Linked DNA regions of Homo sapiens: all the other regions are linked to region 5. A link is a loop called in an ENCODE intact Hi-C map of the cell type or tissue named here. Cell type or tissue: heart right ventricle. All regions are shown on one strand.

The links. Hi-C counts contacts between places; a loop is a spot of excess contacts. Peaks named below come from ENCODE experiments on the same cell type or tissue, not always from the same donor. Only the 100,000 strongest peaks of a DNase experiment are listed, where the experiment ranks them.
Region 1: it touches region 5 in a loop (5-fold over the local background); 35 of 110 quality-filtered maps call a loop at or near these places.
Region 2: a loop joins it to region 5, with 2.5 times the contacts of the local background. A loop is called at or near these places in 27 of 110 quality-filtered maps.
Region 3: a loop joins it to region 5, with 4 times the contacts of the local background. A loop is called at or near these places in 40 of 110 quality-filtered maps.
Region 4: a loop joins it to region 5, with 4 times the contacts of the local background. A loop is called at or near these places in 40 of 110 quality-filtered maps.

Annotation. Positions count from the first base shown.
Region 1 is chr20:39,110,034-39,115,033 of GRCh38, forward strand. No RefSeq gene overlaps it. Among named protein-coding and RNA genes, the nearest start is that of LINC01734, 110 kb to the right of the region's middle. RefSeq lists enhancers at 1-152, 2,177-2,678. In heart right ventricle, a CTCF peak has its summit at 2,205 (motif pointing right); a DNase peak (open chromatin) is centred at 2,234; H3K27me3 peaks cover 1,797 bases.
Region 2 is chr20:40,802,637-40,807,636 of GRCh38, forward strand. No RefSeq gene overlaps it. Among named protein-coding and RNA genes, the nearest start is that of SNORD154, 91 kb to the left of the region's middle. In heart right ventricle, no CTCF peak of the experiment used is centred here; no DNase peak of the experiment used is centred here; H3K27me3 peaks cover 2,229 bases.
Region 3 is chr20:39,883,583-39,888,582 of GRCh38, forward strand. No RefSeq gene overlaps it. Among named protein-coding and RNA genes, the nearest start is that of LINC01370, 120 kb to the right of the region's middle. In heart right ventricle, a CTCF peak has its summit at 2,639 (motif pointing right); DNase peaks (open chromatin) are centred at 2,639 and 3,399.
Region 4 is chr20:39,892,086-39,897,085 of GRCh38, forward strand. No RefSeq gene overlaps it. Among named protein-coding and RNA genes, the nearest start is that of LINC01370, 110 kb to the right of the region's middle. In heart right ventricle, no CTCF peak of the experiment used is centred here; no DNase peak of the experiment used is centred here; H3K27ac peaks cover 660 bases.
Region 5 is chr20:40,953,633-40,958,632 of GRCh38, forward strand. No RefSeq gene overlaps it. Among named protein-coding and RNA genes, the nearest start is that of TOP1, 73 kb to the right of the region's middle. In heart right ventricle, no CTCF peak of the experiment used is centred here; a DNase peak (open chromatin) is centred at 3,039.

The sequences.
Region 1 (5,000 bases), 1.8 Mb before region 5:
AGGAAGTGTTGGGAGAAGGCCAGGTGGCTGGTACTGAGGTACCCACGCCTGCTTCCTCTGCCAGGAAGAGAGACCCCCCACTAAGGTAACTGTGAGAAGTAGGGCACTGTCTCCCTCCCTCCCTCCCTCCCTCTTTCCCTCTTTCCCTTTTTTTCCTTTCTTCCTTCCCTCGTTTCCTCCCATTTTCCCCCTCCCTATTTCCATTCCTTTTTTCCTTTCCTCCCTCCCTCCCTCCCTCCCTCCCTTCCTTCCTTCCCCCTTTCTCTCCCTCTCTTCCTTCCTTTTTGCCCTCTGTCCTTTTTCCCTTCGGTCCTTCCTTTTTTGTTCATTTCTGCACTCCCCCTCCTCCCCTTCCTTTCCTTCTCTCCTCTTCTCTTCCTTTCCCTCTCTCCTATTCTCTCCCTTCCTCCTTTCCCCCTCTTCCTTCTCTCCCACCTCCCTTCCTTCCTGTTTTCCTCATTTGCATCCCTGCTTCCCCTGTGCTCTCCCTCCTGTCCTCCCTCCTCTTTTCTTGTCTCTTTCCTTTCTCTTCCCCTTCTTCCTCTCTCCTCTTCCTTCCTCCCTGCTCGCACCATGCCACTCAATGCTCCAAGCTGGACACAGCTGCAGGGAAATAGCCTCAGCCCTGGCCCCCAGGAGCTTCCACCTAGTGGGAGCCAGGCAGGTGGACAGGTGATGATCCTGTCACGTGATCCACATGCTAATGAAGATCTGGGCTGGTCTCCTGGGAGCTTTGCTGGGTCTGGAGGGGTAGAGAAAGCCCTCACAGAGCAGGAGACCTCTGGCCTGGGTCTGATAGTTTCTCTGGCTGAGTCAAAAGAAAGGGGCATTGTAGGCAGAGGGAAGAGCTTGCACAAAGTAGGGGGACATGGTCAATGAATTCTTATGCAAATTTGGAATTGGACAAGCCTAGGCTTGAGCCACTGTCAGTATAACCTCTGCCCAATCATTTCAGCCTCTCTCAGCTTCTCATCTGTAAAATGGGGTATGTTAGTACTCATGATGCCCTGGGATGTTTGGGGAACAGAATTAGCTCTTGCATCTGAAAATATCTAGCACTATGTGTCTTATCACATTTTACCCTCATGTCAACCTGGGGGGCCGGGTACAATTATATCTTAATTTTACAGTTCTGGAAATGGTGGCTCAGAGAAGTTGAGCAGCCTGTCCAAGTTCACACAGCCAGGTAGATTGAAGACACAAATGTAGGCAGCCTGATTCCCAAGCCCGAGTGTTTAATAACAATCTCTCCAAAGTCAGCACATACACTTGGAATAAAACTAACACATCAGGTGCCTGCTCTGTAAAATGAGGTTGCACAAACCTGGCAGGATGACAGGGATAACTCTCCAGAGCTGGAGGGGCCATGGGGGATGCACTTTTGATTTTTATGGCTTCTCAGGGTCCCACCAATTGTACTGTCTTAGCCTGTGTCTGGTTGGTGCAGGAAAAAGGAGGATGGGCAGTGGAGCAGGAGGAAGAAGGGGGAGGAAGAGCGAGGGAGGAGGGTGCATTGGAGGGAGCAGGAAGAGGAGGAGAGGGAGGAGGGAGAGGGGAGGAAGGAGGGGGGAGGAGGAGGATAGAGAGGAGAGGAGGAGGGAAAGGGGAGGAGGAAGGGGAGGAGGAAGGGGGAGGGGAGGGAGAGGAGGGGGAGGAAGAGTGGGAGGATAGAAAACGGGAGGAGGGGAAAGGGAGGAGGAAAAGGGGAGGAGGAGGAGGGGCAGGGGGAGGAAGAGGGGAAGGGAAGGAAGGGAAGGAGGGAGGGGAAGGGAAGGAGGAGGAGGAACTCTCTGACCCTACTCCCGAATCTGATTCTGTCCCTCTTTTCCAGTTCCCTGCACTGAGGTGTTGGAAATCCAGCTTTCCAGTGGAGGCTGCCTGGGTTTCCATCCTTGTAGCTGTGCTTTTTCTGTTCCTCTGGGACTTTTCTTCCCTTGACCCCCTTTCTTTCAGGAGCTCTTGGTCTTGTCTGAACAGCTTTTGTCTAAGAAGCCTCACAGACTGCCCTGGGCACCCTTTCCTTCTCCTTGCTCTGGCCTCTACTGTCAGTCTCTCCTCTCTGTTCTCCCTCTCTTCCCATCCTTCCAAGAAGGTGAACCGTGGGACTTCTGAGGTCTAAAGAAGGGTCCTGGATAGGGACTTTAGGAGCCCAGACCGGATGGTCACTGGAGAGGGACCCTTTTGTCATTATGTAGACTGGCCACACGATGGCTCCCTGGGACCGTCAAGCACCTGCCCAGTCTCTTCAGTGGGCCTCTGGTCGCCCTGGTGATTATTCTTTCCCTTAAATGTTCCACACGCACCTCTTCCTTATCTCTGTAGCTGGGCAGCCAACTTCTGGGTTTCCTGCTCACCCTGGGTAGAGAGATCCCAGTCACTGGGGCTTGCGTTAGAGAGGAGTGGAGTGGGGAGAAGAGCAGGAGGGGAGCAGAAAGAGAAGTGAGGGGCTTGCCAGGGGGCTAGTGGCTGAGCAGCTGTAGGAAGGGACTTCGTGGAGTTACTGATGGGCTCAGCCACCAGGAGCTGGGCTCTGGGGAATCTTTAGGAGTGAGAAACAGAGCCTGGATGTCCATTCCAGGGCCCCAAACACAAGGCTCACTTCCTGGAAGCATGAGGACTGGAGGTGACACAGAAAAGGCTGGCGTGAACTTCCAGACACCTGAGGAGCAAGAGCTCAGAGTTCCAGCTGGAGGTGGCCCGGACTGCAGACTTGGCCATGGCCAGTGGTGGCCCTTCCCGGACATGGCTTGGAGCTGATGGAGCTGCTGTTTGGGACAGCAGGATGTGGCTTGACTCGGGCACTGAAAAACAAGGCTGGCTTTTATGAAAAACAAACAAAAACTCAGGTGACCAGAGTTTCACGCATGCTCAGAAAGCAGTGGCAAGTTAGGATTATAATAATAATGTTATAACAATAATAATGTTATAACAATAATAATGACAGTAGCAAATAACCATCTTTTTGAGGATTTATGGAACATGTCAGACACTGCTTTTTTTTACATGGGTTGTTTTGTTTACATGGATTACCCCATAGGGGAGGTAATAGAAGGGGATTTATAATGACAGTCAAACCTGAAAAGGAGACACTTTGTTTTAGCACAACAAGACCCAGGGTACCTGCAGGCTGGAGTGTGGCTTTCTCATGGGCTCCAGGTGATTGCAGGGATGGAGAGAGAAACTCGTCCATTTCACTTGCAGGGTACACAGGGACTTGCCATCACAACCTTTTTCATTTCCAACCATTTTCTTCCTGTTGGAAGGAATATTCCTCAGCTGAAGTTGGATCTGATTTAATAAGGCAATAACCAGAGAAATGCATTTCAATTGATTATTAAGCATTTGTTTATTAGGACTCAGTAGCTCTGACCCAAATAGCTGCTAAGCAGTCATTAAACATCAAAGAAGATGTTTCTGTTTATATATTTTGTTTATTTACCGTCATGAACAAACATTATTGCATCAATTAAATGTCGATTAGGGGGTCTATGGTTTGAATTAGATTATACACATAGTGTCAAATCATTTTCGTGTCTCTTTCTGAGATATAATCTATTTTTGTTTTAGTATCTAAAAGGATTCCATCTAAGTGTTAGAAGCTGTGGCCGGCAGGGGTTACGGGGTGGCTTCTGAGCACTTCTAAAGCTGATGTTTCCTTTTTTGGAGTTTGCAGCCTGGATCCCTGTGACAGCCTGGAACTCCTGATCCATTCCTCATTGATCATTCATGAAGGGGCCATTTCTCTGCGATTCTTTGCTTTTTTGGGCATTAATTTTCTAGAAAACAAAACAACACAACAATAACTCTAACCTCCATCATAAAACCCTTAGATATTTATCTCCAAGGCAGCTAAACTGAGTTGTGGAAATGAAATTAAGTTCTCCATTAATGCTGCTTCAATTAAGCAGCATTGAAATCAGGAATGGTGTGCTTGAAAGAATATATGATTTTCCTAGTCACAGTCTAGAAGCATTGAAATAACATATCTTAATATATTTTTATTCAAAAAAATTGGATAATTTTCTAATTATATGAGACAACTATGTGTATTTATAAAATCACATATAAACCTGAGCTTAATTTTTTTTAAATTGATAAAATTATATATATTTATCATGTACAACATGATATGTATACATTGTGGAATGGTGAAGTTGAGTTAGCATCCTGGCTTTTTAAGTCAGAGGAGAGGGGACCCGCAGGAGGACCCTGGCTGAATTGGGCCCCATCAGACCCAGAATGGAACCCCCCCGGTCCCCAGAATTTGTCCTCCTGTTGTACTCAGTGCGTTGGTGGAAGCAGAACTCCCCATGGGAACAGGCAGACCTAGATTTTCTGGGGTGGGAGGGGAAGGTAAAGGTGCAACAAATTGAGATTTCTCCCTGCCCTAACTCCCAACCCAGCCCAGAAAAGAACTTTGAGTGAGGCCAGCAGTGGGGAGGCTGAGCTCTGGCAGCCTCAGGGGTCAGTCCTGCAGGGTAGCGTGCGGGGATCTGGCTCTAGCCACATGGGGGCTGGCATGGATGCCATGAGGCTCAGCTACCCCTCTCCTTCCACCTTGTTCTTTCTGGGCAGGGGCAGCCCTCCAGATCCCAGTCAGGGTTTATCCAGGGGTAAAGGAGAGAAAGAAAGGTGAGAGTGAAGAGGAGAGTCCAGGTGAGTGAGGGAACAGCTTGAAGAGGCCAGCCATTTGCATATTAAAGAGCCTCTCGGCTGGATGTGGTGGCTCACGCCTGTAATCCCAACACTTTGGGAGGCTGAGGTGGGTGGATCACGAGGTCAGGAGATGGAGACCATCCTGGCCAACATGGTGAAACCCCATCTCTACTAAAAATACAAAAATTAGCTGGGTGTGGTGGCACACACCTGCAATCCCAGCTACTCAGGAGGCTGAGGCAGGAGAATTGCTTGAACCCAGGAAGCAGAGATTGTAGTGAACTGTGATCAAGCCACTGCACTCCAGCCTGGGCAACAGAGCAAGACTCCATCTCATTTAAAAA
Region 2 (5,000 bases), 150 kb before region 5:
CTGTCATTCAGAATAAAATGCAAATTTTTCACCATGCTCACCAAGGCCCCTTTCCATTTGCCCTAGACCCAGCCCCTGTCTTATCTCTTTCTGCATCTCTTTTGATAAACACACACTCCAGTTATATCTGAGGGCAGGGACCATGCCCTCCCCTGCCAGTTCCTAGAAGAGAGAAGGCACTCATCAAGAACTGGGAAATAAGTGAATGAGGGGAAAAAATGAATGAACTGCAAGAGAGCAATGTGGGTATTTCTGGCTTAATCGTTCTCCTCCAGGTCATGGCTCAGGGCTGAGAGCCCTTCCACCTGTATCTCTGGCCTTCCCGAGATCCTTAAAGTCCTCTCCACCCAGCCAGCAGATGAAGAAAGAGAGGATGGATCTTTGCATGGGGAGCTGTAGGGTCTGGAAGCAGTGTACATCACTGCCATCCATTGTCTATCAGCCAGAATCAGACCATGGCCCCATCTAGCTGCAAGGAAAGCTGCAAGCCTAGGAGATAGAGGAATTGGGACTGGGTAGACACATGGCAGACTCTGGCAAGGCCTCAGCGTTTTCCATCCACACCTAACTCCAAACTCCACAAAAGCCTCCTCAGCACTTCACCAGAGTGGACTCTTCTTCTCTCCCCTGCCTCCTTGTCCACAGCCCTCTAGCCCATTTTCTCTGCGTCTTGACCTTTCCCAATGTAAAACTGTTCTTATCTGTGTCATAAGAGGTGGGAGGTAAGGGAGAGAGCAGCAGCATCATTTCCTTGGAGGGCAAGGCATGAACTATCCCCCTCCGCACCCTCCCCCTGCCCACTCCCAACACAGCTGTCTTAGTCCATTTAAGCTGCTGTAACAAAATACCATCAACTCGGTGGCTTATAAACAACAGAAATTTATTTCTCACCGTTCCGGAGGCTGGGAAGTGCAAGGACAAGGTGCCAGCAGACTGGGTGTCTGGTGAGGGCCTACCTCCTCATTGACAGTGACTTCTCCCTGTGTCCTGACATGGTGGAAGGGGTAAGGCAGCTCTCTGGGACCCCTCTTATAAGGGTGATAACCCCATTCATGGGATTATCATGAAGTCTCCACCCTCATGACCTAATCACTTCCCAAAGGCCCCACCTCCCAATGCCATCACCTTGGGCGTTAGGATTTCTAAACATGAATTTGAGGAGTGGAGGGACACAAACATTCAGACTGTAGCAGCAGCCAGGTGTCAGGTGGGCACACAGAGGAGTTCTTTGCAGCTTCCCTCACACCAAGGTCTACATGTGTCTAGACCACATCACCAGCCAGACTGGCCACATCAGTGTAGATATGTGTTGCACAAGAATGTCCACTTTCTACCAAGAGGCATGGGAGGTTGGCTGACCCTTCCCCACATGCCCTGACAGCCCCGCTGATAAGAGGGAGCGGAGGGACTGAAATTTCACTTTCTCAGAAACAGCGGATTCAGCAACTGTGGCTGCTACAGGAGACACAGATCTGCACCAGCTTAATTTCTCTCAGCCTTTATCACCATACACAAAGCAAGAGCTATTATGCCCTGTCCGGCGGCCAAGGACTCACCTCGTCTGGCATTGGGGAAATGATATCTTAGCCTGCAGGGCCCCAGACAGCTTCTTCTTCCAACACTATTGTGGCTGGAACCCTCACCTGCCCGGGGGAAGCTGTTCCCATGCAGGATAGACACCATTCTTGCCATGTAGGGCTCCTGGAGAAGTCTCTTCTAGAAACTGAGCCAGCTTTGGGCCCCATAGAGAGGACTGTAACAGAGCTAACATATTCTGGAGACAAACCCCCATCTCCACACTTGCCTGAGCCCTGAGAAGTTGGGGGGAAAAGCCTCTCCAGGAGCTCCTGGAATAGTTTGAGCTGCTGCTGAGAAGGAATGACTGCCTTCCGGGGGGGATTTAGTCTCCACACTTGGCGATCCTGAGTCCGTATTAAAAATGCAAGACTCTAGTCAGAGCCTACCAGATCCTGCCAGCCTTGGTTGGGACCCTGAGGCTGGGTGAAGGAAGGTGAGGGGAATCAGGGAGACAGGGAGGAAGGATGGTGCCTCCAGCACCACCTATCCACAGCTGATCTCCTGCCTCCAGGACTCCATCTCAATCTGGGGCTGAGCTTCTGGCTCCTACTGTCAGGGATCCCTGAACAGTCCATATATTGTGTGCAGCTCACCTTTGCCCTAGCCCCTCCTCACTCCCATAATCCAAATCCATCTTCTCCTCCACCACCCTGTCCTTTCCCTACAGCCTGAGAAAGGACCCTCAGTTTACCTGGTCTGAGGCATCCTCCTTCTTATAGCTTCAGGCGAGGATCCATAGGGCCTGTCTGTTCAAACCCACTTACCGAGTCCCCTGAAAAGTCCTAAATATTTTTATTTCTTCATTCCTTTGACAAACCCTCTCTGAACCCCTAATTTGTACACAGCCCCATGCTCAGTTCTGAAGGTAAAAATCTACCAGTACCTACTCTCTGCCCTCCAGAAGCTCTTAAACTCAAAGAAAGGAGATAAATGCAAAAACAGTGACATTAATGAAGTCGTGTTCAATATTTTTTGAGCACCTACTATGAGCCAGACCCTGTAAAATATGCACCACAATATAAAGATGAATATGACTCAGTCTGTGGAGAAGAAACGTCAGTATACTATCTCTCATTCTGCTGCAAGTTCATCCCAAGAAACTATGGAGAGCAAAAACCACCCTTGCTCCAAAACCTTCCAGGGGGTTGTTTGTCTGAAGCATGGAAGACATTTTCTGATGGTTGGGAGTTTTCTAGCAGTGCTGTTGGTGCCTCACTTGTGTCTGTAAACATCAAAGCTTCTTACTGCAAGTACTTGAGATGCTCTCCTGCGCATCTTCCCTGGCCTAGGTAGGGTAGACCAGAAGAACCAGAGAATTTATGTCCCTCCCACCCCAGACCAGCCCTCAACCAGTGATGGGAGGAAGTTAGCAACTAAGTGTTCCAGCTTAATCTCTCCCAGTGGCAGAGGGCTAGGGCAACTCTGAGGTGTGTTCTGCCTTGCAGTCCCCAGCAAGATGGTGTCCCAGTTGCCCAAAGCAACAACCTGCTCATTAATTCACCTTATATTGGCTTCCATTCCTTCCCTGTCTTACTCACAACTCCCAACCCACGCTTCCTGGGATCACCTTCCAAATAAACCCCTTGCACCTGAATTCTTCTGTCAAGGCTGCTGTGGGAGGAGCCCAGCCTAAGGAAGATTCTGAAGGCGTCCCCACATCCTGGTCTCCACCCACATGGTTCTCTGCCCCAGCGGGCTACATTCTCTTCCTTAAGCACACCAAAGGCATTGCCTGAGCTTGGACTGCACTGTGGATCCAACCTGGAGCCTCCACCCCAGCCCCTCCATACACCACTTGCAAACACTACTCAAAGAATCCTGTAGGCTGAGAGAGCTAGCTCATGCCTGTAATCCCAGCACCTTGGGAAGCAAAGGTGAGTGGACCACTTGAGGTCAGGAGTTTGGGACCAGACTGCCCAACAAGGTGAAACCCCGTCTCTACTAAAAAATAAAAAATTAGCTGGGCATGGTGGTGATGCCTGTAATCCCAGCTACTTGGGAAGCTGAGGCAAGAGAATTACTTGAACCCAGGAGGCAGAGGTTGCAGTGAACCAAGATCGCCACACCATTGCACTCCAGCCTGGGCGACAGAGTGAGACTCCATCTCAAAAAAAAAAAAAAAAAAAAAAAATCCTCTATTTCCTCTAAGGCAAGTTCAACTTCTGTTGCTTCCACAGAGCCATTCCAGCCACTCCTGCCCTGGAGCAGTAATGCACATGTATATTTGTAGGTGTGCACTTATCATCTCTCCCCCATCCCAGCATGCTGAGAACGCTAACCCTTGCTGCATAGATTGAAGAAAGACACAGGGATAGTTGTGGGGCGGTGTGGGGGTGGGGGTGAAAATGCTGAGAAACATGTGATTTCTTTACTTCTAAAACCCTTTCTTGAGGAAGAGAAAAGGATAGATTTAGGAGAGGGAGAGAAGGGGCCAGAGCCAGAAAGGGTTCAGTTTGAGAAAGAATTGGGAGGTGGTGTGTGGGTGAATGGGAGATGAGGCGGAACAAGAGGAGTCAGGGATCATTCTCAGCCTGAAATGATTGGCTTTGGGGAGAAAATGAATTTTTTTTTAAGTTTTGCCTCCTGTGAAGCCAGCCTCTCTTTGCTACTTTTTGAGGCTTCCATAAAAAGATCCTCTTTTTTTGTGGACGTTGGCAATGCCACGGTCACAAAACGGGTCAGCTTTATGCGACCCCACATCTTGAAATCTTTAAATGGAGGTTAAAATCTCTATTTTCACCAGAAACAGAGGCCCAATCTTCCCCAAGTTCCTAATGACTTCACTGTCCAATTGTCCTGCCTCCCTCTTTCCTGAGCTGAGGGACAGGAGGGGCAGTGGGTGTCCTGGGCGCATGTCCATTCTCCTCAAGCCGGAGCCAGCGACGCCCACACCCTCCCAGCCCCTGGTCCCAGCCCTCTCCCACCTCACCCTGAGTCTGACAAGCCACCCTAATGGATTGACCGTGGCCTCTGCTGGAGGGGCTAAATATAAAACTTTCCTGCGCTCCTCTTGTCAAAGTTAAAAGCTTTTCATGTCTGTGTTAATGTTTTTTTCTGTCTGCTGGCTCCAGTGACAGATGCGGCATCTTGTGCTGAGTAACTGGAGAGTGAATGGCTGGCAGGGGCCGGGGAGGTAGCGGTAATTTATCTCCAAGAGTTTAAGCAGGATGACATGGCTGGGAACAGAAGGGGGGTGAGGTTGTCACCTGATTACTAATTCCAAGATTTCTCCTCCAAGAGGGAAAAGGAGTGAGCGAGGATGAAGGGTACAAAAAGCAAATCAATAAACAGGTTAGCGTCTGCGTCATTATTAACTCTCAGCCTGTCAGCACCCCACTGAAGCGATCGCTTGAGGCGGCCTCGGATTTAATGGTCAGTGCAATAGATTTACTGTAAATGTTATCAGAGGCAAGGGCGGGGGC
Region 3 (5,000 bases), 1.1 Mb before region 5:
GGTAATGCTTTTGAGCTTCCTGGTGGCCAGAGTTAAAAGAAAAGTCTAACAAAAAGAGGAAATAGAATGATTTTTAGGGAGAAATAATATATTATTTTTCATTTTATGTATCTTGCCACAGATACAGTTGAAAAGAAATATATTACATAAAACCTTCTAATGGGGGCACTAATAGGTACAATGGAAAACGCCCTCTGCAGCAACGTTAAAACTAAGACAAAATTGGTTTTTAAATGTTTGTTTGATAAATCAACTTTGATGTTTAATAAAGAACTAGGGTACATAGAAATTATTCAAAAATTAGTTGTTGAATGAATGATTAAAAAGATTTAAAAGTGTTCATTTTATTTAATGACCCGATAACTTCTGATGGAATTAACCAGACACTATTTCCTGGAGTGATGGTAATGAAAACCAAATTGGAGTAAAGTTCTTGGAAATGGATGTAGTGATGCAGACACCTTTTTGAGAATGCTGCTGTTAAAAAAACACAGAAAAATAGAGGAAAGTAAAATCAAAGATTTTTTTTTTTAAGAAAAGAGAGATTTGAGCAGATGATATTCTGGGAGGATCCACTGTAGAAAGAGTGCAAAGTTAGGGATGAAACAAAGTTGAATGGCATCTAGAGCACAGGTGGGTGGAGGAACTGGCCTCAGACAGAAATATGGAACCTCTTAGAGTTGCTTTTGATCTGGGTTTGGTAGCATTACCTGCATTGTATTTCCACCAATGTGAACAATTTTATGATTTTTTAAATGAGTTATACTGAACTTTGCTTTCAGATGCCGTTAGGGAAACTGTGGGAAAAGCAGCTAATATTCTCTCTCCACCCTCCTTCAAATGGGGCCATTTTCTATTCCCTTTTAATAGTTGAATGATTTATAATAAGGGAAACTGTGGGAAAAGCAGCTAATATTCTCTCTCCACCCTCCTTCAAATGGGGCCATTTTCTATCCCTTTTAATAGTTGAATGATTTATAATAAGCATATATTACTTTTTAAGTAAAAATAAGTCATAATAACATTGCCAAAAAAATTTCTTCAAATGATATGTTCCCCTTTGAACATAGGTTTGTGTATTCTCTCATTTGTTTGAGAAAGGCCAATGACCTCAGATAATCCTTGAAGTTAGCACTGATTTTCTGCTTAAAGATGGCATTGTTTTGAATTGTCTAACAATGGGTAATCTAAATATTATTTATTTTATGTTTTTGGATATAAGTTTTAGGAGAATTAAAATACATGAAAACTATGATTGAATATAGGAAGACAAGTTGTATAGTATTTATAGGAGAAAATTCCAGCAATAGTCTCAATTGTTTGAGACTTCTCACTTTGTGATAAAAATTGCTCCTGTCATCACTGTCACTGATCTTATAGACAATAATTTTATTTTCATTTTTAGAGACAGGGTCTTGCTCTATTACCCAGGCTTGAGTGCAGTGGCATAAGCATAGCTCACTGCAACCTCGAACTCCTGGGCTCCAGCAGTCCTCTTGCCTCAGCCTCCCAAGTAGCTAGAACTATAGACACATGCCACTATGCCTGGATAATTTTTTTTGTAGAGACAGGGTCTCGCTATGTTGTTCAGGCTGGTCTTGAAATCCTGGGTTCAAGCAATCCTCTCACCTCAGCCTCCCAAATTGCTGGGAATACATGCATAAACCACAGTGCCCAGCCAGGGTCTTTAGATTAGGAGATTTATATTATTTCAAACAGCAAAAATACGCTTGACTACAGACAAAACTGAATTTTAATTAAATCCAAAATGGATCATTGAAAATTTGTTTATTTTTTCTGTACACACACACATACATACATGTCAACACAGGGGCATAATTTATCTTCCAATTGTGCTACTTTTTACAAAAATAGTAAGAACCAAATGTTTAAGAGTGATTTATATTTTCAGTACTGATCTGTATGTTTTGTTCCATGAAAACTATGAAAAATTTTGCAGTTTCAAATCTCAAACTTTTCTGAGTAATGGGTATAGTGAAATTCTTCCATGGTCATGTTAAATGTTTGGGCAAAAGCAGAACATGCTTGAAGGGATCATGCTGTATAAATGTTCTTCTTTCTTTAGATGCTGCAGTAAGCCTATCTCTGCTTCTCAGCTAGTTTTAGAAGTGGCATTCTTACCATCCTCAGAACAATACTCAGATAGGTAAGTGGAGGAAGCTGCCTACAGCAAGCAAGAGTTTTAGTTGACCTTACAGAAGAAGAGTACTGCTGGTCTCCCATCCCTTCCCTGTTTGTCTAAGACTCTGAAATTAAAGGCTGATAGAGTGTGTTTCTTGTTGGATGCACGGCGAAGTTCATCATGTTTAGCCTACCTGCCACTGGGCAACCTAAAACCAGGTATCAGAAGAAAATAAATAATAATCCTGGCGGAGAAAAGTGAAGAGAGGAAACTAGTGAGAAAGTTGTGTGCACAGGTGTGCCTATGTACTTGTGCATGTGAATACCAGTGGGTTGTTTGTTGCAGACAAATGTCAGTTTAATAGGCACATGGCAGAAATTCCTACCACATGAGTTCTCTTTCAGTTTGCTATGGAAGACACAAAAACCCGTGAGCCCATCTTACTGGAATGCAAACGCCCTGAGAGCCTGGCACGTAATAGCTGCTCAGCAGGGGGCAGTGTGACACAGTCATTAAGAACTTGAAGATGCTGCTCCCTCTGGGCCTCCTCTTCCTCATCTGTAACATGGGAGAATCAGTCTTTTCATACAGAGTCCTGTACCGTTTAAATTAGATAATAGATTCCTAACCATGGGACAGAGTAAATATTCAACAAATAGTAACTTTTGTCATTTCTACTTTTTAAATTCCCGTTACAAAATATCTCCCTCCAAGTTAGAATGCTCATTCAAATTTCATAACTGTGTATCTTTGTCTGGGAGGTCAGGGAACGCCTCCAACTCAAAATATCTAAAAACTAACTCATGGCCACCCTGACCTCCCTGCCTGGTGTTTGTTCAGAGATCCCTGTTTCAGAGAACAACATCCAGTTGTTTTATAAACGGTTTGTCATCCTTAACACCTCCCTCTCCCCTACTCCTGCCATGCTAATGTGAGTTCTTTTGATTTAATCACTTAACTCCCTCTTGGAACTCCCCATTTCTTCCCATTGCCCCATCACCTCCACAGTGTAAGCAGCCCGTCTCTACCATTGAAGACTGCAGTGCAGTCCTAACTGGCCTGTTCCTCACATCCTCTCTTGCCCTCCTCCAATCTGTTTCCACATGGCAGAAAGACCACTCGTGCAGGAACAGAAATCTGGCCCTGCTGCCTCTGCTTCAAAACCTGCATCACTTCCCCGGATTCTTAAAATGAAGACCAACATACTTCCACAATCACTCCAGCTTCAGCTGGAGTCAAGCCCCTCCTCCCCCTCCTTTCTTCTCTGGACTCCACTCACACCAGATTTGTTTCAGTTCCTCAAAAGAGCATGGATTCCCCTGGTCACAGGACCTCAGTGCCAGCTGGGCTTCCATTCCCTGTCACACCCTTGAATCTGGCTAACCCTATGTACCCCTCAGTTTTGTTGCTTCTTCAGAAAAACCTTTCTGAGTAGAACCATCTCCCTTTTAATATGTCCTCACAGTACTTGTACCTCTCTCTCTCTTTTTTTTCTTTTTCTTTTCCTTATTAAATTTTATTTTAAGTTGTGGGGTACATGTGAAGGGTGTGCAGGTTTGTTACATAAGTAAGTGTGTGACATGGTGATTTGCTGCACCTATCAACCTACCACCTAGTTATTAAGCCCAGCATGCATGAGTGTACCTCTCTTTTAGAAGTGTTTATCACTGTTAATATGTAACATATATTTTGGTAGTTATTTGATTCATATATGTTTCCCCATCAAGGTATAAGCTTCATAGGGCCAGAGGTGAGAGGTGGGGACAGAACTCATAGTTGTTCACCTTTGGATCAACATTTTCCAGTGTAATAATAGATGCTCAATGTGTGTGTATTTGTGTGTGTGTGTGTGTGTGTGTGTGTATGTGTAAGGATAACAGCTCTCTTTTGTACCCCAGGACTCACCCAAGGTTTTCTTACTTTTTGTTTGTTTTGTTCTGTTTTTTCGAGATGGGATATCACTCTGTCACCCTGCCTGGAGTGCAGTGGTGTGATCTCGGCTCACTGCAACCTCTACCTCCCAGGCTCAAGCTATCCTTCACCTCAACCTCCTTAGTAGCTGCGACTATAGGTGTGCGCCACCTCTCCTGGCTGATACGTTTGTATTTTGGGGAAAGATGGGTTTTGCCATGTTGCCAAGGCTGGTCTCAAACTCCTGAGTTCCAGTGATCTGCCTGCCTTGGCCTCCCCAAGTGCTGGGATTACAAGCATGAGCCACAGCACCTGGCCTTCATCAAAGGCTTTAATTCACTGACTCCCTCCATCTGTAGTTTAGCTATGTAAAACCCTGTGAAATCAAGGATTTCAATATGTATGTAATGACAATGTAAAGCCAAATGATAATTGGAAGAAACTATTCTCTGACTTTGTTTTGGGGTCCTTTTGTTCAGCAAAGGCCTTTAGCACATGCTGTCTAGGGCCCAACTTCTCTCTATTTCAAACTGAATTCAGACTCCATACCACCTAAAAATCATAGACTCCTGGAGTGGAAAATCAGAGGTAGGAAATAATTAGTGAGAGAAACTGTATTAGTCAATAACTTTCTCTCTCTCTGTGACTGAAGTAGGAAACAGACCTGAGGCTTCCTTTAAACCAAGTATCAGGTGCTGAGTTCCAGCAAGGACCAGAAACCAGGTAGAAACCCCAAGTCAGAAAATAACTCAAAGAAGGCATTTATATACTTTCTGAGACAGTGGTATAGGGTGCACAAGAGAGGGAGAAAAGCTGATAATTTAGAGGGCTTTGATTCAAAGGGTTGCTTAAGAGTATTATGTAAGCGTCAACCCAGCTGCCTAGGTGGCAGGCTGAAGGTCGTTTCTGGAAAGTTTTACAAACTTTGGGAATGAATTCCTCTTGA
Region 4 (5,000 bases), 1.1 Mb before region 5:
TTCTTCCATGCTGTTTCAACTCAATGACACTTTATTAGTCCATTTTATGTTGCTATAAAGGAATACCTGAGGCTGGGTAATTTACTAAAAAAGAGATTTATTTGGCTCATGATTCTGCAGCTCTAGAAGAAGCATGGCACTAGAATTTGCTTCTGGTGAGGTCTTCAGGGAGTTTCCAATCACGGTGGAAGAGGAAGGGGAGTCAGCGTGTCACACAGTGAGAGAGAAGGAAAGAGAGGAGGAGGGGTGCCACACTCTTTTAAAAAGTCAAGAGCTCATCATTACCTCAGAGGAGGGCACCAAGCCATTCATGAGGGATCCACCCACATTATCCAAACACCTCCCACTAGGCCCCACCTCCAACACTGGGGATTATATTTGAACATGAGATTTGGAGGGGACAAATGTCTAAACTATATCAGATACCATTAATAATTTTCCTTCATACTCAAATACCCTTTTCCTTGATGCTTTCTTCATCTGGTTCATTGTTGTTTTCCTTCTAATTTGCTTCTCCCAGAAAGCCTACTTTGCTATTCTGGGCAGGTGATCTCTACCATACAGTTCAATAGCACCCTAGTATGTATTCACTGCTGTGCACAGTGCTTGGCACTGTGTAGGAACTCAGTTAGACAAAATAAGGCCAGGCACGGTGGTTCACACCTGTAATTCCAGAACTTTGGGAGGCAGAGGCAGGTGGATCACTTGAGGCCAGGAGTTCGAGACCAGCCTGGCCAACTTGGTGAAACCGTGTCTCTACTAAAAATATAAGAATTAGCTGGCCATTGTGGTGCATGCCTGTAATCCCAGCTACTCAGGTGGCTGAGGAATGAGAATGACTTGAACCCTAGAGGAAGAGGTTTCAGTAAGCTGAGATTGCACCACTGCATCCAGCCTGGGTGACAGCATGAGACTCTGTCTCAAAAAAATAAAAATAAAACCAGCTGAAAAGAACTGGATAGATTAGATAGAAGAAGCTTTGAAGCAGAGGTCAAGTTCAAAGACTGTTTCTACAATGATCCTAGTAAGAACCAGGGTATGTCTGTAAACATACATGAGGGATATGAGGAAGAAAGATTGCTGAGAGATAATTCTGGCATGTGGACAGGAATTTCAGACACCAAAAAGATGGGAGGGCCTTGGATTCCACATAATCTAAGAAATACGCCCTCTGTAGTCCTCAAACATGTTTTGCAAGTGTTTGGCCATTTTTTCATAAGGGAGTTTTTCTAGTAATTGGAAAATCTATATGAGGAATTGCTTCCAGTTATTCAGCAAGTCATTTGCTCAACAAATGAACACATGCAATGTACTGTGTACTGTTGACAGTACAGCACAAGGATCCAGGGATGACTAAGGCTCCTCCCCTACCATAGAAAATCCCAGAGACCAGTAGAGGAGACAAGTGCTTGAAACAAATGACAAAAGCTACTGTGTTAAGTAGTGAATCTCCTCTTTTCCTCAGGCCCACTTTGGCCTCTGACAGCACAGGGTTGATGAGTCAGCCTCTTTTCATGTGAAAACATCTGTCTGGTCCCCCCAAAGACTTCTCTAAACATTCTTCTGATATGAGGTAATTATTTCATATTTGCTGCATTTGTTGTGAACACTGATAATCTCATGAAGATCTATTAAATGTCAACGTGTTCCTTTCTGATCTACTTAACTAGTTGATGCCATCTTTAGATGTATGTATTGTAGTAGTAGTTACGGAAGGGACTTGTAATAAACAGATGCAATGATAAATTCAGTAAAAACATAGAGAATCATTTATGTTTCTCAATTATAAGTTAAAAGGCAAAGCCTTGGTAACTGGATTTTCTTCCATTTGGGGAAAGTGTGATGTAATAATCCTTCATTTTTAAGAAATAAAGAGAAATGGGTGGTTTGTTCAGTTCTTGATATAAAGAAGTCAACTTTAAAGCAACATTTTATTAGAACCATAAGTTTTGTTTGAAAAAATTTAAAATCCAGAGTTTATTTTCCTTTGGAGTTGCTGCAGAGAGTCAACAGGAATCGAGATAATTTTTTTTCTTGTATTTGTGCTCACTTATTAAACACATATGTGAGCTAGATTCCTTGCATAGGTGCAAAAGGATTTGGAAGAGGGGGGAAGGTGCAATTTAGTTCATTGACCTGCTTCCCTGCCCTCAGGAGTCTTTCAAACAGCTGTGAGAAAGAGGAAGAGGGGAAAGGAGTAATTTTGCACTCATATCCAGATGTTCATTTCAAACGCATCCTGAACAACTTTTGCATGGTTTATTACATTTTCTGAAACCATTTTTCACAAGCCTGTTTTCTCAGCTGGGAAACTTCTGGTGTAGAATTTTCAAAAAAATATTGCATTTGGCATTATAAGAAAAAAAGAGCTTTTGAGACATTCAAAGAACAATCTGTTGGCCTTGGTCTGCAGAAGCAGGACTTCAGGAATGTAGGCATTTTGTACCACCCAAAATATAGGTAGACGAAAGATCTATTCTTAACATTTGCTTTACATGGAAGCTTGAGAGATCCTTTAGCTTGATGATTTCAATGATGTGCTATCTTAGGTTGGCCTGAAATATCACAGAAAAGAAACCTAGCTGGGGACAAACAGGACCAGTGGAAGAATCCATCTGAACCCAAACCAAACCAGAAGCTTCCACATGGCACTTCAAACACAGTAGTTCAGTTTTGCAGAACTCTGTACTATTCTAGTCCCACCCATCTTCTGAGGTAAAGTGGGAAAGAGTGGAAGAAAAATAGTTATGAATGCTAATTAATTTCTTAGAAGCCTATAGGATGCCCTTCCCATGGTTGGTCCCATCCATTCCCCTTAAGATCCAGGACCTGACAACAGAGGAATTGAGGATCTAGAACAGCCCCTAGTCCCACCGCAGAGTGGACTTGGTCTCCTGGCCAATTGCAGGCAATGAAACTCTTCCTTCTTCATCCTTTCTACATGTGGAATCAAACCTAGAAATACCCTTAGGAAGGAGTGGATGACCCAGAAAGATGAGTCCAAATGGAAAGACTAAGATCTGCTCTTAAAGAAAGGAAATCAAGCTGCAGAGGTCAAGGAAATCAGGAGAAATGATAAAGCAAAGTTTTAATGTGGAAGAAATAGAAGATCAGGGGTTTTAGAACCCAAACCAAGTCTTGGATACGTTTCTTAACCTTCCTGACGTTCAGTTTGTCCACTTTTAGAATTGAGCACGCACCTACGTCTTTATACCAGAGGGTGTCAAAATGAGAATGGAGTGGTGTGATGTATGAATATACCATAGCATACCATAGGTCCTCAATATTGTTTAGTTCTTCACACCTATTCCCCAACTTAGAGAGGTAGCACAATAACGCTAGACATCCGTATTTCTGTAAATATTTCTGTCGAAGTTCTGTGTGTGTCTCTGAGATATTAAAGATATTATCCAGTAGGCAGTTGGTTATACTAATGGTGCAGTCAAGAGAGAATCTGATTTGAGGATAGAGATCCAATAGACACAAGCACAGGGGTGATGGCCGCACACATGAGCATCTATGAGGGCACCCAAGAGACTAAAGGGAGTGAGAGGTAACAAGGACATAAAACAGAGTTCCCAGGACACCAGCCTTGGAGGGACAATCCACATAAGAGAACCCTGCAAAAACAAAGGAAAAGAACACTGAACAAAAACAATTAAAGTAGAAATTAATAAGAACAAGGCCAAGAATGCTTCTAAAAGAAATGAGAGGGAGGATTTTCTAAATTTTAAAATAAATATAACCCAAAATGTAAAATACTGTGGGAAACAATAACAGTTGTCCAAGACCACATATTGCACTATGAAATACTGGGAAGTGAAAAAAGAAGTAAAAAAATAAATAAATAAAATGTGCTAAGTTTCTCAACTAAAATAGGACTGAGTCAAAAGCTATTGTTTCTTTTTGACCTTGATAATTAGAGAAATATTGGATCAAGTACATTATTTTGCAAAATTTAGTAGAAATAAAAAACAGGATGATTCCTCCCAAATTACTGCAGGAGATTAAAGAAATCAAAGCAGAGTTCATCTAGCTAATGACAGGAAATAGGGGAAATGGTAGGAAAGCATAAAATCCAGAAAACATAAAATAAGATCATAGAAGGAAGTGCAAATGTGTCTCTTATGACATTAAATGTAAATTATAATGCCACCCTTTAATATTTAGGAACCATCAGTTCAGGTTAAAAACAAAGATGCACCTCTTCAAAGGAACAATTTTTAAAAAGTGTCTCAGAAAGTTTAAACATAATATATCTGGAAAATATGCATCAGGAAAATGTAAATAAGAACAACGGATGTGTCAGTGTTAATATCACATAGAGTAGAATCTTGGGTTGAAAAAAAAAGATACAAAACAGTACAAGAGTTCATTTATTTGTAGTTATATATTCTATTATGGATAAATAACTATGATATAGTTTGCTGTTTTTAATAACAGATAATTAAATAGATATATAAATTAATCTTTTGGAAATTCAAAGGAAAATGTTTGGGATATGTACACACATATGACTCTCAACTACATAGTAAATAGACAAAAATAAATAATAATAGATGAAGTTTTCTTAAGATGATAAGAATATACCAAACATGTATTATACCTAGAAAATGAGTACTCATCTGGCCAGCTATGTTTCAGATTTTTTTTTCCTCTGTAAATTGCAGGGAACTCTTCCCAGGAGCAACCTCATTTGCTGGGAGATGTGGTTTCCATAAGGATATGAAACTATTTCAGTATCCTGTCCTGCCATATGGTCACACTTATCTGGTGACATTCTGGACTCAGCACAATAGATGTGCCCTCACATGCAAGTATACAGCCTTTTCTAGAAAAATTTTAAATTCATTTTCTATGAATAATGTCAAGCTCTTGAGAGACTCATGAATTCTCTAGGTTCTCATTTTACAAGTCAACTCTTGGAAATATTAGTTTAATCTACTTTACTGAAAACTCTAGGAAAACTGCTCTTCAATTCTCTTTTCTAGTGAACAGCA
Region 5 (5,000 bases):
CGTGGTGCAAGCTAAGGATGAGGAAGTTGGTAGGGCTAGTCCATATAGGGCCTTGTAGGCCATAGTCAAGAGTTTGGACTATAAAAATTACTCGTGAGCTTTAGAATCTTCTCTCAGCTAGCTTTAGTTGAGATAGATTTATTGCAAAGGTGGCCCAAATTTTTTCCTTCCCTGTACCCACATCCCTTCCAATGAGACTTTACAGCTCCTCCCATCAAGAGGTGAAGTCTATTTTCCCATCCCTTGAATCTGGGCTGGCCTGGTGACTTGCTTTGCCTGATAGAATGTGCTGGAAATGACACCGTGCCAGTTCCGAGCGTGGGCCTCGAGCAGCTGGGCATGATTCTGCTGCTTTTCCTGGAACCCTGCTCAGTCACCATTAGCACAAGTTTGGCCTAGCCTGCTGGAGGGTGAGAGACCACGCAGAGCATAAATGAGTCATCCCAGTCAAGGCTGTGCTAGATCAGCCAAAAATCAGTAACACATGAGGGATCCCCAGCTGAGAGTTAGTAAAACTGTTCAGCCAAGCCCAGCAATGATCAGCAGAACCACCCAGCTGACCCACAGAATTATGAGTTACATACACAGCCATTGTTTTTAACCACAAAGTTTTAGAATGGTTTGTTACACAGCAGTAGCTAACTGATACACACATTGAGGGGTCAGGAGCATGGTAAGAAATGAGGGGGGTGGGGACAAAGAAAGGAAGAAGAATTAGGAGGAGGAGGAGAAGGAGGGAGAAAGAGACTATAGCAAGGTGTAATGCTGACACATCCAAGATGTGCACAGAGCTCTGGGAGCACCTAGGAGGAAGAACTTAGTTCTGCAGGGAAGAACGAAGAGCCACAGTCAGGAGAGGCTTTCCAGACGACAAAAAATGAGCACATGTCTGTCCAGGGAGGACAGGCGAGAGAAGAAAGAACATGGGCAAAGGCATGGAGTCATGAAAAGAGAGGAGGCTTGGTCAAGAGCAGGGAAAATGGTTGGGGCAGCCATGGGCCCTGGGCACGTGAGCATCAGCCTTCTATAGGCCATGCTAGGGGCAGAGCTAAAGGTGTAGCACCAGCTAAGGAGCACCCAGCTAGGAGGAGGCTGGAAGGACCTGATATGAACACTTGCTGTGGTTGCAGAAGATGGGGTGAGGGATTTGGACAGAGAGTTCCAGGATAGATACAACCACAGCAAGGGGGGACCAGGAAGCAGGGATCCTCAAGACCCACATAGCTCTTGGAAGTGGTGTAGGTCACAAGGGCATCTAGGACCCCACAAGCCAAGATCATTTCACGACTGTGTGGCCTTAGGCAGGTCTGTCCTCTCTGAGCCTGGCCTCTCGGAGGTTCTACCGAGGAACTCATAAATGAAGGCTGGGAAGGCACTTTGTAAACCAAACCGTGAAGCCCATGCAATTGGATGGGGTGGAGTTACTCGCATTCCTCATTCGGTGTATTTCCTCCGGTTTTATCCAAAAACGGAAGTTTTCCCAGAAAACCATGCATCAGTCAGAATCCCAAAGGAAACAGGTAGTAATTGAGGAGGGTTTAATTTTTTTTTTAAGTGAGCAAAACACCAGGATGGTGCCACACTCCATGAACAGCAACAGTGGGGAACCCTTACCACACCAAGGCCTGCAGGGACAAGGAGGAGAGCAGTTAGTGGGGGCTAGGGAGAGAAGGGGCTGCCAACAGCAGCTGCAGCTTCAGCCACCAACCTGGTGGGGAGGGAGCTGGAGAAATAAATGTCCCAAACCTCACTGTCCTCCCACCCTCCAGTCTCCGGCTAGAACCTCCCATTGGTTGAACCCATTCCAGAAGTTGGAAGCTTGTAATACACTCATAAGTCAGACCCCAGGGCCAGAGCAGGGGGAGGAGGTGGGCAGAGGACCTGGGTGAGCACAGAAAGACATCAGCACTACCTCCATAGAGGGTGTGTGGGAGGAGAAGAAAATAGGCTCTTTAAGACCTAGCAAGACATAGGCCAGGGACAGGATTCAGCGTCTCCAGAAGACCACCTCTGTGTCCAGGCCCTTCTCCAGGCTGTCTCCATTTCAGTGGTTCTCACATTGGAGTCTGGGGACCCTGGAGGCCCCTGGAACCCTTTCAGGGGGTCCACAAGGTCAAAACTGTTTTCATAATAATGCTAAGATATTATTTGCCTTTTGACTCTCATTCTTCCATGGATATATGGAGGAGTTTTCCAGAGGCTACTTGATATAGCCACAATTACCTGAAAAGACTATTAAAATCCTTCCTTCTTTTTCTAACTGCATATTGGAATGAGACCGGATTTTCTTCATACCCTTGAACCAAAACAACTTATCAGAACTTATCAGATTGAATGCAAAAGTAAATATGAGGCCAGGTGTGGTGGCTCTTGCCAGTAATCCCAGCACTTCGGGAGGCCGAGCGCGGCAGATTGCGTGAGTTCAGGAGTTGGAGATCGGCCTGGGCAACGTGGTGAAACCCCATCTCTACTAAAAATACAAAAAAAATAGCCAGGCTTGGTGGTGCATGCCTGTAGTCCCAGCTACTTGGGAGGCTGAGGCATGAGAATCACTTGAACCCAGGAGGCAGAGGTTGCAGTGAGCCAAGATCAAGCCACTGCACTCCAGCCTGGGCAACAGAGTGACACTGTCTCAAAAAAAAAAAAAAAAAAAAAAAGTAGATATGAGACTCTAAAGATTTGCAAAAAATAGAGTACAATGACACTCTTCTCACATTCTTCTTACTTTAGAAAATAGTTATTTTTCAATAAAAATGTTATTTATGTTGATATGTATTGGGCTTATGATTGTTTAAGTCAGTAAGTAAATTTTTTTTAATTTCTAATATAATAAATATTGATAGAGCTCACATAGAGAAAAAGTTCATGGTGGGGGGGGTCTTTGACAATTTTTAGGCACATAATAGGGTCCTGAAACCAAGAAGTTTGACACCACAATGCTCAGAAAAACTCTCTAAGGAAGTTCCTGGTGTCACGCTCTTGTTCGGGAAGAGGAAGCTGAGGCCAAGAGAGGGGATGACAGCTAGCCGGGGTTACACAGCTGGTTGGTGGCTCAGCTGGGATTCAAATCTGGGCTGTCTGGCACCAAAGCACGCTCACACTCTCCCCATTGCCCCTGCGGCAAGAAGCCACAGGAGCAGTGGATGGTGGAACAGCACCTGGCTTCTGCCACCTCTTCTAAGAAGGGAACTTGACAGGGATTGATTGATCTCAATGATCAGCTACAAATGGTCTCTACACGTGGCCATGTTAATCAGCTCCTACCAGCCAGGATCTGACCAGTTTGAAAGGTTTATAGCAACAATGTGGTGCTGATTTATTTCTCCTTAATAAAAAAGTGATCAAGTGAAACCTGCATCTATCATTCTATTTATCACTCGGGATGATTTATTGACTAATTACACTTGCAGTGGCCGCTGGCTCTAAGTATGGACGATGGGGGGAGGTGGGGTCAGTCCGGCCATCAGTGCTGCCCTGGACACGTCTGCCGCCTTCCGTTCCAGCCTTGCCATTCACATGTAGGCAAGAACATGCTCTCGAATATGGATGTTCAGACTCTGAAGGAAGCGGGAGAGAAGGGAGAAAGGGGTAGGTGAGAAATGGAGAGATTGTCTGGTCCCAGCCATTTGCCCCTTCCTGCCCCTTTATCCATGGAGAAGACACGGTGCAGAGAGCAGCAGGCAGGGTCGCCAGGTAAACACGGTTGCTCAGTTACTTTCAAATCTCAGATAAACAATGAACAATTTTTTAGGGTAAGAATGTCCCAAATATTGCATAGATGTCATGTAAAACCTGGCAACCCTGGCCCCAGGGCCATGAGGGACCTGGTAGAGTATTGAGCTGATGTCACTATGAGAAGTTCCAGTGTCCATAACCATAGCCCAGTCTCACTCTGCACGCTGCTCTCCCCCTGCTCAACCCATGGGCGTCCCACTAGGGGCTCTGGGAAGATGTGACTTCTCGGAGCTGGTGGGCAAATCACACAGCCTTGCTGAGCCTTATCTGCAAAACAGAGGCTCCCAGCCTGTCCCAGTTCTTCCCCTTCATGCTGCACAGGGCTGATGGGGATGGACAAGTCTGTCCCTTGCCAGCTACATGGTGGAGGGCCTATGGCAAGGGCTGCCATTGGGGCTGGCAAGACTGGGCCCCCATCCACCCTAGGAAGGTTGAGTTTCCTTTAGTCCTCTTGAAGACATAGTAACTATAACTCAAAACTTTTGTTTGTATCATTTTCCTTGAAACCTTGGCTTTGAGCTAGGAAAGGACAGAGGGTCAGCTGGCACAGCCTTTGTGGAAAAGCGCAGTGTATCTATCAAAGTTAAAAATAAGTGGATGTTGTGGCCTGTAATCCCAGCACTTTGGGAGGCTGAGGCGGGCGGACCACCTGAGGTCAGGAGTTTGAGACCAGCCTGACCAACATGGCGAAAACCCGTCTCTACCAAAAATACAAAAAAATTAGCCAGGCGTCTTGGCGCGCGCCTATAATCCCAGCTACTCGGGAGGCTGAGGCAGGATAATCGCTTGAACCTGGGAGGCAGAGGTTACAGTGAGCCAAGATTGTGCCACTGCGCTCCAGCCTGGGCAACAGAACAGGACTCCATCTCAAAATAATAACAATAATAAATAAGTGCCTGTTGTATTTAAAATAGAAGCACTATATGAGGACTTAGTAAATCAATCAACCAATAACTACCCCTTTGACATAGCAATCCCACTCCCAAGCATCCAAACCAGGGAATAACAAGGATGTTTCTATTAATACCGCCAAGTCACAAACAACCTGAAATCAATCTAAAGGGGATGAGATGGATGGACTGTGATGTAGTCAAAAGAAGACACAGAAGTCATCAGAATGAGAGAAAGATATTGCCTAACCTGCAAAGATTTCCAAGATATATTATTATTATTAATCATTATTATTATTAGAAAAAAGCAAGTTGAGAACGTTCCAGACCAGGATTCCTCAACCTTGGCACTACTGACATTTTGGGCCGGATCAT